2 separate regions of the Homo sapiens genome follow, and region 1 is linked to region 2. The links are chromatin contacts, found by Hi-C or POLR2A ChIA-PET in ENCODE. All regions are on one chromosome and are shown on one strand. Each heading gives the region's core, a stretch centred on a gene start or an enhancer-like site at or near the end of the contact. The rest is flanking DNA. Distances are from core to core; before and after follow the strand shown. Region 1 overlaps CC2D2B (coiled-coil and C2 domain containing 2B). Region 2 holds the start of ENTPD1 (ectonucleoside triphosphate diphosphohydrolase 1).

The links. A loop is a pair of places that touch in the nucleus more often than their neighbours do. ChIA-PET counts read pairs that join two places held with the same protein, here RNA polymerase II (POLR2A). Pooled maps may share reads with other maps.
Region 1: a loop to region 2 is called in a pooled map, with 13 times the contacts of the local background. The contact joins the enhancer-like site here to the promoter of ENTPD1 in region 2. A Hi-C loop is called at or near these places in 1 of 168 maps with a recorded cell type or tissue (pancreas) and 6 of 50 pooled maps. POLR2A ChIA-PET finds 5 or more read pairs at or near these places in 3 of 52 experiments (OCI-LY7, WTC11 and activated naive CD4-positive, alpha-beta T cell).

Annotation. Positions count from the first base shown.
Region 1 is chr10:95,962,152-95,968,991 of GRCh38, forward strand. It overlaps CC2D2B (coiled-coil and C2 domain containing 2B), which reads left to right. Exons shown (of 35, transcript NM_001349008.3): 13 at 3,745-3,847; 14 at 4,039-4,151; 15 at 6,573-6,750. The region is part of intron 2 of ENTPD1-AS1 (ENTPD1 antisense RNA 1); the gene reads right to left. Among named protein-coding and RNA genes, the nearest start is that of CC2D2B, 58 kb to the left of the region's middle. Within about 2 kb of position 1,505, at least 2 of the 41 ENCODE cell types and tissues checked have a DNase peak (open chromatin) inside an H3K27ac peak, as active enhancers do.
Region 2 is chr10:95,753,473-95,760,140 of GRCh38, forward strand. It overlaps ENTPD1 (ectonucleoside triphosphate diphosphohydrolase 1), which reads left to right and starts at 2,691. Exons shown (of 10, transcript NM_001776.6): 1 at 2,691-2,783. The coding sequence starts at 2,768. ENTPD1-AS1 (ENTPD1 antisense RNA 1) reads right to left here. Exons shown (of 6, transcript NR_038444.1): 6 at 1-3,242. RefSeq lists an enhancer at 2,252-2,551 and a silencer at 3,882-3,941.

The DNA of each region.
Region 1 (6,840 bases), core at 255-2,754, 210 kb after region 2:
TATAAAGTGGAATTCTTACAACTTAAGAAAACCCAATTAAACATGGGGAAATGATTTGAACAGACACTTCACTCAAGAATGTGTATGGATGGGAAATGAACACATGAAAAGATGCTCAATATTGTCATGTCATTCTCTATTGATTTGTCAATAGAGAAATGCAAATTAAAACCAGAAAGAAACAGTGCTACACACCTATTAGAATGGCTAAAATCCAAAACTAAAGGAAAGAAAAGACAAGACATTAACAAATGCTGGAAAGGATGCTGAGCAATAGAAACTTATTCATTGCTGATGGGAATGCAAAATGGTACAGCCACTTTGGAAACAGTTTGGCACATTCTTATAAAGTTAAATGTGGAGCCAGCAATCATACTTTAGATGAAACGCATTTTAGATTATTTGATAAAATCATAAAACCATGTCTTATGGAGGAAATAATTCAAACCCAAACACTTAAGCTGTTTGTGAACTCACAGGGAAATAACTAATTTTCTCCCCACAACCCATTGTCCTGGGTCTTTTGGTTTTCAAAAGTATGAAAGGTTAGTATAATTTCAGGCAAATAAGAAAAATGTTTATTTTGTTGATTTTTTTTTCTTGCTGCAGTAGTTTTTTTTTTTTTTTTTTTAACAAAAGTGCTCTGGACGGTTTCTAAACCTAAACCCAGCATTGAACTTTATCTTAGACTCCTAAATTAATGTAAATGTAATGACTTGCTTCTAATCCTTTAAACCAACCTCACACACCCATGCATCATGAATCCCTGAGCAACAAAGAGGAGACACAGATGTCGTAGGGTTACCCAGAACAATGGCTCTGGACCCATATTGCCTGCTCACCACTAACTCTTGTTGCCACTATTCTGAACTCCAGCCCCACCTGAGGCCCTTTGTGTTTGTTCTTCCTGACATTCAACTTTTCCAGCTGACTTTGGCTTCAATTTGTCTCTCCAGACTGCCTCTCAGCTAAATACCACACTGTCAGTCACCAGGCTGGCCCCAGCTGGGGTAGCCCCAGTGACCCTAAATTGGGGCATTTAGTTTAAGCAGTTAAAAATATCATTCTGATCAATTGGAGAAGCTATCTGTTTGAAGATGTTCCTCGGAACTGTTTCCTGGCCAACTTTACCACTATTGACCTCACAACATACCTGGTCCTTGTGAGCCCTAACTGAATAAACTTGTAGCTAGGCTTCCTGGAAAGATAGTACTCATGATAAGAAGGCCTGGTACCTAGACACTGAGCTCAGGTTATCATTTCGTCATGTATTTGGTTTGGGGCATGTTGAAGTTGATATGCCTTTGAGATATCTCTAAATAAGGTAATTGAGTGGGCAGCTACGTGCATGGTCTGTGACACAGTAAATAAGCATAATTGAAGCCATGGGTGTGCATGAAACTGCCTAGGGAGAAGGCAGAGAATAAGATGAGGAGAGACCCCAAGCACTGAGTCTTGAGAAATTGCTTTGAATGGCATGGTAGAGGAGGAGAAACCAGAGGAGGGACAGAGAAGCACCCGTTAGAGTATTTTGCCCCAGAGGCAAGGAAACAGGAGTATTTTAAGTAGAAGGAAGTGGTTAGCAGTTATTATCAGTGAAGTTCACTACTAAAAATGTTCACTGGATTTCCTGACATGGAGGTTATTGATAATCTCAGCTAGAGCAAGTTTTATAAAGTTACAGCGGCAGAAATGAGGTAACAGGAAGTTGAGGAGATAGCCCTGTCTTCTCGTTCAGGTGGCAAACTCTCCTTGTTAACTGTTAGCAACACTGCATTCAGCTTAGAGAGACTGGGTGGGTCAGTCGCTATAGATGATAGATTGTATTTTCTTCTGCCCCTGAACCCAAACTACAGCACTGGCAAATAACACAGAGAATCCAGATTTCTTATATTGTCTTCACTTGTGCTCTCTGTTTGGCACTGCCTACCTGGAGAAGATTCAGATAACTGCCAAAGAAACTTAAAATGAGAAAGAAAGTGCAAGCTATGTAAGCAGGAAATGCAACAACATTTGATAAAATAGCATCAGGACCTTCATCATTTCCCAGAGTCATTTGGCTCAGAATAGAAAGGAGGAAGCTATAGACCCTGCTTCAATAGTTTCCCTCAGAAGAAAATCTGGGTATAACACCTATTGTCTAAGTTACTCGTAACACTTATTCCCCAAATTATTATAGATTGAAATCAGTTAGGAATTTCTAAAAATGACTGTTCTAATTTAATTAGTATGGGGTATGGTCTGGACATCATGAGTTTTAAAATGCTTCCCTGGTGATTTTAATATGTAACAAAGGTTAAAAGCCATTGTATTAAAGAACAGCAAGTTTACTGATGTCGTATTGATTGCCCTGAATCCGAAGAAAATAATAATAATATTTATTAAGTGTTTGTTTTACTCCAAGTCCTGGGCTGAGCACTTTACTTAAATTAGTGCATTTAATCCTCACAACAACCTAATTTTCAGATGAGAAAAGTGAGGCATAGAGTTCTTAAGGAATTTACCCAGATTCTGCAGTGCCATTAATGGGGCTGGGTTTTCAGCCCAAGATACTACCATATAGATAATATCTGCACTTAGTCCCCTATATTCTATTTCAGAAGGCAAAAAGCATATAATACCTTTTAAACAGCTCTCTTGAGATATAATTCACATACCATATGGTTCACCCATTCAAAGTCTCCAGTTCAGTGGTTTTTAATAAATTCCCAGAATTGTGCAACAATCACCGCAATTTAATCTTAGGATGTTTTTGTCACCTCCTAAAGAAACCATCTTCCCATTAGCAGTCACTCCTCACATATGCAGACATAGGCTTTTCTTTCTTTTGGGTATATGAGTGGAATTGCTGGGTCATATGGTAACTCTGTAGTTAACATTTTTGAGGAACTGCCAGACTGTTTGCCAAAACAGCTGCACCATTTTACATTCCCAACAGAGCATGTAATATTTTACCAAAGGATTTCCTTCTTAAATGATTAAAATGGAAAACAAAACCTTATACTGAAAACAAGAAATTTTTACACTATCAGAAAAACTTGACTCCTACATCAATAATTTTCTGACACTGTTCAGATAACTGAGATTTTATTGAACTACTAATAAAAGAGGAATAATAGTACTTACTTCATAGGGTTGTGATAATTAAATCAGTCAATACGTGTAAAGTACTTACACTATTGCCTGGCACATACTTAGTAAGTACTATATAAGGATTAGCTAGTAGTAGTAGTAATAGTAGTAGTAGTAGCAGCAGCAGTGGCAATAGTGCTAATGCCATGAATTGTTTACTGTTTATGCATAAACACCAACTATGATTTACTACTTAATATCACCATGATCACCTGCCCTTATACCTGCTCAGGTTCTCACAGCTTAAAAAATATGAGAGAAAGAAAAATGAGAGGAAACAGGGTATGTGTCCTTGAATATTTATCTCCCCATTCCCCTGTTACTTATTCTCACCAGAGGAAAGGTTTCTTGATGCCCTTAGAAAGGGCTGTAAACACTAATGGTAAATTTACTGAGTAGGGAGAAATATCTGAAAGCCGAGAACAAGCTTATAAAGTTTTTTAAATATTTATCAAATTGGTAATTTCCTTAGAATGTAAAATTACTTGTAAGAGATTGGTTTTGTGTGTGTGTGTGTGTGTGTGTGTGTGTGTGTGTGTTGGCAAAATCTCGAACAACTCTCAAATACCTCCATTATTTCTGCTTTCAATAATTCTGTTTATTATTAATTAGGATTAAAATGAATAAATGTGATGAACAAGAGCAAATCTCAGAAATGTCTGAAACTGAGAAGAAAAATGAAGGAAAAGAACTTAAGAATGGGAAAAAACTGGAGGTATTTATATTGCAAAATAACATTAAACTCAACTAGTTATAATATTTTATTTTTTGATAGAATGTGAAATCTTGGTATTTCTAAAAGTTATCCAACAAACTGACAAATACAAGAAATAAATGAATTTTAAGAATAAATGTCCTACACAGGGATGTACATGGCAAATCATATATTTATTTTTTGATTTCTAGAGCCTCTCATATCTAGCTTCAGACGAAACAGAAATTGAAAGAATAAAGCCAATTACCTTGAGGCCACAACTTTCTTTCACTGCAGAATTAACAAGCTTATCCAAGTGTTCCTTGTAAGCATGTTTAAATAATTATTTATTTATTATATATTGTCTATTAATTGGATTGTTTTTAATAATAAAGTGGGATTTCTTGGGTGAGTACCATATGCCAGGCACTCTAAGTTTTTAAAAACACATTTTCATATTTAATTGTCACCATAACTCTATAGAGTTCCATATTATCCTCATCTTAAAGAAGGAATGTAGCTCATGGGAAGTTAAATTGCCCAGGTTCACACATCTAATACATGCCTGAGGTGGGACATAAACCAGTTTGGTGTTCTATAGAAACTGTGATATCTTCACTGCTAGTCTTCATATATTGATAATTTGCAGGGTTTTTTTGTTTTGTTTTGCTATGTTAGTAATTTTCGTTCAGGTATAAATAGGTGAGATATAAAGGCACTGTAAAAAGTAATATACCATTGTCTTTGCTTGTTAAAGGAACTCTGGCTCTCATAAAAACTATTTCACATCAAGAGGGCCCCCTAAACAATTTTCTTCTTTGACATTACAAACTTCTTTACTTCACAGTTGTGATTTCTTCCTTGAGCTGTAATGTTTTCTCTCTATGCCTAGAACATTATGCAAAAACAGACATCATAGGTAACCCCATTTCTCCATCTACTAGGCCTATGGATCCCATCTCCCTTAAAGAGGATATGGCAACTTAGAGTACTAGGTCTAATTTTTCAACATCTCTATCCCATGGCACACTTGGTACCAGTCCATCATTGAGTATTGGGAATGTGCATCATTTAGCAGTGTTGGAAAATACTGGGTAATCAATAAATGTTTATATATATTAAATGAGTGAATGGATGCTTACATTAACAACCAAAAGGGCAGCAGACACAAAGTCACAATTATCACCACCCACTTTCTGACCAGAGAAGTGCAGCAGTGGAGAAATCCTTTATTTGTTCTGTACCTTCTTCCAAAAAGGGCCTGAGATACTTTATTATGTAGGACACCCATATAAAAAGACTATCTAAACAAGGGGAAGAATACAGGAGCCATAAAATGAAAGTTGGAGGGAGAGAGAAGAAAGAGGAGGAAGAAGATATTTGTGCTGGAAAACCTAGACTAAAACTTAGTGGAAGTCAAGGCAAAAGGATGTATGGTGTTTTATATCTTTGCAAAGCCATTGCCATCCGATAGCATTGCTGTCATCTATTTAACACACCCAGTAGAATAAAAACTCATTCTCCAGAAAAGAATAATATGTCGATATAGAGGATAGAAGTGAAAAGAATACAGAGATTAGAGAAAAATTAAAAAGAGTTTACAGGTGAAGAGAAAGGCAAGATTTCCTGAAGATAATTATAACCCTGAATAAACAAATTTTTAAAATCAATTCAACAAACTTTTAAAATCAAATTCAAATTTTTAAAATCAATACTTTTAGAGGGCAACAGAAAGGGTAACTTTTACTTAGATATTTCTTGAAAGGTAATTGGGAATATGGTCGAAAGAGGCCAACAGGGAGATAAGAATAGGTAATCTTTTGTCCCCTAACTCTTTGAGAAGGTTACAGAGATGGACAGATAATAAGGCAGGGACATACTGGGCCCATAGGGTGATTAGATTGGGGAGCAGAAGGGGATTTTATGTTTCAACTTAGGGTTTATCTTCCACCCAGCCTTCTCCCTTCTGAGAAAGAGGGTCAAGTCTTAAACATCATTAGATCAGTTCTCTTGCCACTAGGAAAATATTCAATAAACATTGGTTGAGTGAATTAAACAACGAATGAAAGACTCTAGGAGTTTTATATCAGTCAAGGGATCAACTTATGCCTCAACAAGTGTTTCCCCCAGGGAAGTAACCTGGCTTGCTCCTTTGATCTTTGGGTTCAGAGATAGGGTGGCCTCCCCACTGTCCTGGAGAAAAGGGGTACACAGCCTAAAGCTTAAGGTGATTTACAAAGACCTTTAAGAGGACACAGCAAGCCTGTTGCCTTAGAGCCACATCTTTGAAGTTATTGACAACATGGTGTGTGGAGGGTTGTGTGTTTGTGTATATAGTCTATGTGTGTGTCTTTTTAAAGTTAGGAAATATTTTTAAATTCTTGATTCAACCTCCCCTCCCCATTCCCAAGCCCCTCAGTTTTTTCCTCTCATAAGACATCTGGTAGATATGTGCTGTAATCTCTTTAAATTGTAATTTAGTAAAATAAGAGCTGAATGATTTATAGGACCTTGATTTTAGTTCTATTTTTGAATACATATTTTGAGTACATCTCTTTCATTAAAAACATTTGACTGGGAAGAAGAAACTTTTATCCACATGTAGACAAGTGTTATTTGATGTAAAGATAACATTTGTCCTCTGAAATTATCTTCTGTTTAACATGCTAATATACATTTTGAAAGAACAATATGTTATGTCTGTTGTACTTTTTAAGGGTGATTTAAAGGTTTGTTTAATTTTTAGGCATGAACAAAAAAGAAGAGCCAAAATTCAGAAGCTCAAATACTTTATTAAAATATTTTACAACAATAAACAGGTTTCTTGTACTTCAGTATCTCCCCTACAGTTTGATTTTAAAGTCATGTTTCAGCAAATTTTCAATATTCAGTTAATGTATTGGCCTGAAGTGATTTGTTTGGAGGTATGCCATTGTCATTTACTTTTGTATCTTATTTTATGCCATACATAATTTAAAATTTTTTGTTAGCTACAGTTATATGTGATAAGTAAT
Region 2 (6,668 bases), core at 1,441-3,940:
TATTCAGTTTGGATGAACTTCAAATATTTATGAAGTGCTAGTTACTATAATGAGATTTTACCTCTCCTGGTTAAACCAGAAGTTGGGTACTAGAACAATTTACTTTTTACTAACTCTTTCTCTCCCTGATGAAATGTAAAGAGAATGAGACAATTGTCAAAGTAACCTTTTGTCGACAACGTCTGATACAACATGACTGAAGTGACCTTGAATTTTAATTTTGTTTAAAATAGAGAACTGTGGCTAGGCACTGTGGCTCACACCTGTAATCCTAGCACTTTGGGAGGCCAAGGCAAGCGGATCACTTGAGGCCAGGAGTTTGAGACCAGCCTGGACAACATGGTGAAACCCAATCTCTACTAAAAATACAAAAATTAGCCAGGCTTAGTGGTGCGCATCTATAATCCCAGTTACGCGGGAGGCTGAGGCACAAGAATCACTTGAACCTGGGAGGCAGAGGTTGCAGTGAGCCAAGATCACGCCACTGCACTCCAGCCTGGATGACAGAGTGAGGCTCTGTCTCAAAAAAAAGAATGTAAGAACGTAGTAAAATAGGCCAGGCATGGTGGCTCACGCCTGTAATCCCAGCACTTTGGGAGGCTGAGGCGGGCGGATCACCTGAGGTCAGGAGTTCGAGACCAGCCTGACCAACATGGTGAAACCCCATCTCTACTAAAAATACACAAATTAGCTGGGCAAGGTGGCGGGCGCCTGTAATCCCAGCTACTTGGAGGCAGAGGCAGGAGAATCACTTGAACCCGGGAGGCAGAGGGTGCAGTAAGCTGAGATGGCTCCATTGCACTCCAGCCTGGGAGACAAGAGTAAAACTCTTGTCTCAAAAAAAAAAAAAAAAAAAGAACCTAATATCCTAATGTAATAAAGTAGAGAACCGTTGCCACAGCACCCACCAAAGTGTGTCTCTCATTGACAAGCTCAGGTACTTGTTTGTCTGTTTCTCCTGCCTACCCCTCAGCCACTCTGGATCTTCCCTTTGATCATTCTTTTCTCTTTCTAGCTTTGATGTTTTGGTTTCCATTCTGTAATTCGCACACTATTTTGTGGACATGCTCTTTTCAAATTTCTCTCCAAAACAATAGTACAAAGGCAGTCATAAACCAATTGTTGGTTTTTACAAAAAATCCCATCATATCACCAAAAACCAGTTTTATCATAACAGGATGAATATCAGACCAATATTCATTATTAGAGATGTAGTCTAAACTGACTCGGGAGAAGACATCCATTGAGTCTTTCATTCAGTGTAATTAGTTGTTATCATACATGCAAAATCCTATAACTATAAAGCATTTCAGAAATAAAGTATTGTTAAACAGCTCCAAATTTATTAAAGTATAAAAAATGTATTGAGTATATACCATGTGGCACCGTGCAAAGTAACAGAGATGCCTAAACTAAAAGGTTATCCTTTGTCCTTATTAAAGTATGACTGAAAGCTCGCTGGAGAATATAGTTTCTACATAGAGTCAAAACAGTCCTTCGGGCTCACAAATTTAATGATTTATATGGTATAACTGGCTTTAGATACAAATTTACATGCCAGACAAGCAATGTAGAAAAATCAAGAACTAGGAAACAGGAAAACAGATCTACATTTCTGCTTTGCTGCAATTCATTCATTTTTTTCAACCATTCATCAAATATTTATTGAGAGCCCATGCTGTGAGAGAAACTGTATTAGGTGCTGGGGAACATGGTAGCAAATAAGAGAGACCATGTATGTGAGCATGAGCAGGTGGCTTAACCTCTCCACATCTCTAACCTCTTTTAGACTCAATGTCTGAGGTATCTTTCAGACCTGAAATGCTAAGGTTTGCAACAGCCTTGTGGAGGGAGAAGCTGCCAAGTCGCCTTGGGACTTGAGGACTTACCTTCCTTTCAAAGGATTAGCCCTTGTTTTGATTTCAAAATAATTTTGTTACACAGTTTAAAAATAATTTGGTCAGGCTCTCATCTACATTGGGGTAATCTTGACGGTCTGGATGTGGTAATTCATGCTCATTAGACTTCAAAGGTAGGAAGTCAAAGTTGGGAAATGGTGGATGACTTTCATCAATTCATAGCCAGGCAGCGGTTCCCATTGAGCAGCTCCTCTGTGGTTCCACCCAGCCTTCCAACCAATAACGCAGCGTCTCCTGCAGGAAACTCATCGCTTGGGTCACCTGTTGCTCTTTGCTCTAATGAGCCTTGAGAAAGGATTGCTGGTCATGGGACCAGAGGCTTTATGGGGAGGGAAGAACTGTTCTTGACTTTCAGTTTTTCGAGCGGGTTTCAAGGTAACAACTTTCTTATTATCTAGCTTCATAATTGCAGTAAGGAATAGCTTTTTTTGCTTGCAGCTGAGATGACTTTTTCAAGGGAGAAAAAGGGATTTCTATAACGAAGAGAGGGAGAGAGAGATGAAGAGGGAGGGAGTAAGGGAGAGAGGGAAGAAGGGAGAAAGAGAGAGAGATTTGAATATACATTGCTTCAAGGATGCAAAAAATTACAACCTGGAAAAGGCTTCGAGTAACTTTAGGAAAATGAGCTGCTGGACTCCTCAGTCAATCTGTCCTTTCTAGTCAATGAAAAAGACAGGGTTTGAGGTTCCTTCCGAAACGGGGCCGGCTAATTTAGCCCCTCCCACGAGCCCAAGGGTCTGTTATATCTCTGTTTCCTTGAGGACCTCTCTCACGGAGACGGACCACAGCAAGCAGAGGCTGGGGGGGGGAAAGACGAGGAAAGAGGAGGAAAACAAAAGCTGCTACTTATGGAAGATACAAAGGGTAAGACCAAAATTGATTTGATCTGAATCCTTAAGAAAAAAAAAATAGAAGGAAAAATAAAAGCCCAGACCAAAAAGCAAGTACTTGAAAGCTGGAGGCAAAAAGCCCTGAATGAACTTTCCCACCCTCTTCCTTCTGAGAGGAGGCAGAGAAAGAGCTTTGGGAAACTTTTTAGGAAGCAGAGTCCAGGGTTGCAGTCAAGGGTGGCTCTAGAGCAAGCTGGAGGGGCTCATGAATATTCATTATCAATTTGTATTCAGAGTTGGTTTTTTTAGAGGCAAATGACTTTTTCAGTCCCCTTGCAGTTTAAGAGGCAGCTGCCTCATCTGCAGTCCGGACTCATCTAGCCTCGGGTCTGTACCTCAGGGTGTTTGCTTGAAGATGCTGGGCTCTGCGTGTAGATTTGTTTTGTTCTCGAATTTCTTGCATGCTTTCCTGTTGTGAAATTAGCAAAGGCTTCTTTGCTGGGAACAAGACAGAGAAGTTAATGTGGCACAAGGCTGTCACAACAGGACCCCAGAGTATGTCTTTCAAAATGCTGAAAGTTTCTTGAGATATGTGGGGGAGTTTTATGTGGGGGACAGAGTGGGGGACGGGGACGGGTAGAGGGAGGAAATAGAATAATTCTATCTTAAAAGGGCAGGTCACATCTGACTACATTTAGATTTTGTCTAAAAACTACAAGAGCAGCCTGGTTTGCACAGATGGTGTGCAGTCTCTATCTTTTACCTCTTTTGGGCATTTTCTGCCAAGACGGAGAGCCAGCTGCTTGCCAGCGTGTGAGAGCCAGGAAGAATCTCTGCAGCAGTGAGGGAGTATAGGGTTGTAAACCTCCTTCTCCTCCTTCTTTATCATCTCTAACTTCTAACATTCCCACATGCTTATACCGTATAGAACATGGAAGAATAGCATGAGTAGCCAACATATTTCTTAATACTTACAATAATGATAGCTGTTAATGTTGACTAAGTCTTTATTCTGTGTTGGGAGCTATACCTAGCATATTACATGTGCTACTTACTTGTCACATGAACCTTACAAGTGCTATCATTGACATTCCCATTTTCCAGATGGCATAATTGAGGTACTGAGAGGATAACTTGCCTTGAGATCTCATAGTTAGTAAGGGCTGAGTGTGGATGGAGGTGGTCTGAGGCAGGGCTGGTGGGCTTTTCCACTCCCCAATACTGTTTCTCTGCTTTTTCTGGTGCCCTGACATTGTGGATTTCAGGTTTGCAAATCCTTGAAGCTACTGGGGAAGTGATACTGGTAAAATCTTAAGTCTGTGAAGGAATTTGTACTTTGCACTCAAGTTCACATACATTTTCCTCATTTGGTGCTCATGGCCATTCTCTATGAGAAGCAGGTATTGTTATTATGGTCTTTTGCAAAAAGGAGAAACTGAGGTCAGAAGGGGTTAGTTTGGTGACACCAGTCACAGCTAGTTGTCAAAAGTCTGGACTGGGGGGCTGGATGTGGTGGCTCGCACCTGTAATCCCAGCACTTTGGGAGGCCGAGGTGGGCGGATCACCTGAGGTCAGGAGTTCGAGACCGGCCTGGCCAACATGATGAAACCCTGTCTCTACTAAAAATACAAAAATTAGCTGGGTGTGGTGGTGTGCGCCTGTAGTCCCAGCCACTTGGAAGGCTGAGGTAGGAGAATCACCTGAACCCGGGAGGCAGAGGTTGCAGTGAGCTGAGGTTGCACCACTGCACTCCAGCCTGGGCGAGAGTGAGACACTGTCTCAAAAAAAAAAAAAAAAAAAAAAAAAAAAGATTTGGACTGGATCTGAAACCCTCTGCTTCTGGTTTTTCTTCCAACCTACAGAGCAGACCCAGTCATCTCTGAACGTCTGTCCCCACCCCAAGCTGCGCCTCATTGAGTTGCTTTCAGTTCCCCAAAGGAACTGCATCTTTCCTCAGACTGAAGCTAGGCACTTTCTTCTGTTTTAAGGGCCTATCTGGTACTCTGCTTCCCCTTTAGTCTGGAGCCGAGCTGCCTGGGTTTGAATTTCAGCTCCACCATTTACTGTGTGCCTTAGTTTCATCATCTGTAACATGAAGAGAATAACAGTAACATCTATCTTACAGGGTTGTGGTAAGGACTGAATGAGGGATTCATGCAAAGTTTTTAGAACAGGGCCTGATATATAGTATTGCTAAATAAATATTAACATTTGCTATCACTGCTTGAAGCCTCATATTGGGTGTTATTCCCCTTTAAGCCTTCTCTAATCCTTCAAGTCTAGATTAGCCCCCATCTTGGATGCTTCTATAGTACCTCATCAGTTATGCCTAAGGTGGCACTCATCATACTTGTCCATGCTCCTGCCCTCTGCATCACCTTCTCTCCCTTCCAATTATATTTTCTGTATTCACCTTTAGATCTGCAGTGTCTAGTGCAATTTTATTTTTAGTCTCTAAACTTGTGGCAACTTTCTCATCAGTGTGGGCAGAGTGGTGGGAGAGGGGCCTCAGTCATGATAGGGGTACAGGAGGTAGCCACAGAGGATGACCATATAGCAGTCATAGAGGGCCAGAAGCCACGCAGGAAGTGGACATATGCTGAGTACTGATTCAGGAAGAGCACATGTCATTCAGCAACCAATGGTTAAGGTGTCAGGTTTCAATGACCTTCTCCATGAGGTCTGTGAGGTCCTCTGACGTACTTATTGTGGGTCAGCTTGGCAGCCACATTCATCAGCCCCTGGGACAGGTTCTTGAATTTGGTGTTCCTCTCAGAGAACATCCCAAGCTTTCCTTAGAAGGTGGTACACACCAGGCTCTTGTGCAAGTCCAAAAGGTCCTTGTCAGCCATTAGCACCTTGAGTTCCCTAATGGGAACTCAATAAATATTTAGTAAGTGAAGTATTATTATTTTAGCTGATGCTCATTTGAGACCTTCAAGAGGCTTGTTTAAAAGGGGACCTTTGAGTTTGCAGTAGGGTTCCCCACTGGTACATATAGATCTTTGGCACAATCTGTAAAGACGTCCCTCTATGTGGATACACTGAAAAACAAAATGCATCCCTCTGGGTGGATGATTTTCAGAGCTAATGTAACCCCATGCCAGGGCACCCTGTTGGGCAAGTGAAGCTCTGGCTGAACTTCAGCCCCTACTCCCTGCTCAGCCAAGGGCCAAACTGGAGATTTCAGATGCCTCATAGCCAACTTTGCTTTCTCTGAACAGAACATCTGGTTCCATAAATAGTGTCTTTCTAGCCCTACTTTATAGCAACCTTGCTGTCTGAGATAATGTACTCTGGTAATGAAATAAAAACAAACACTACAGAAGTTGGCCCTGGGAAAAATCATAAAGTACGCTATGGTTTTTTCCAGCACCCTCCCTTTCCTCTTCCTGGCATACCTTCAAACCATTTTGACAAATATTATTGTGTGTCTACCATTTGTAAGTTCCCATGCCACACAGATCCTTGGATAAACAGTTTGCTCACGGTCTAGTGGGGAAGCCTAATAATAATAGCTGGGAAGTGCTAATAATAATAGCTAACATTGATCATTTATTATGTGCCAAACATTGTAATGTGTGTTGTCTCATGTAATCTTTACAAAAATTCCATGATATTGGTTTCTGCATCTTCCAGCTGTGGAAGGAGGTCATTTGGTTAAGGCCACACAGCTAATAATAGGCAGAGGGGAAATTTTGACTGATGTGGTTAGGCTGCAAAGTCTGGGATCCTAATGGATACGTTCTACCTCCTCAAGAGCTGTAATGTAAGTCTAAACAAAGTGCCATGACACAGTGGTGCACGCTTGTAGTTCCAGCTACTCAGGAGGTTGAGGCAGGAGGATAGCTTGGGCCCAGGAGTTTGAGGCTGTAATGTGCTATATTTGCACCTGTGAATAACCACTGCACTCCAGCCT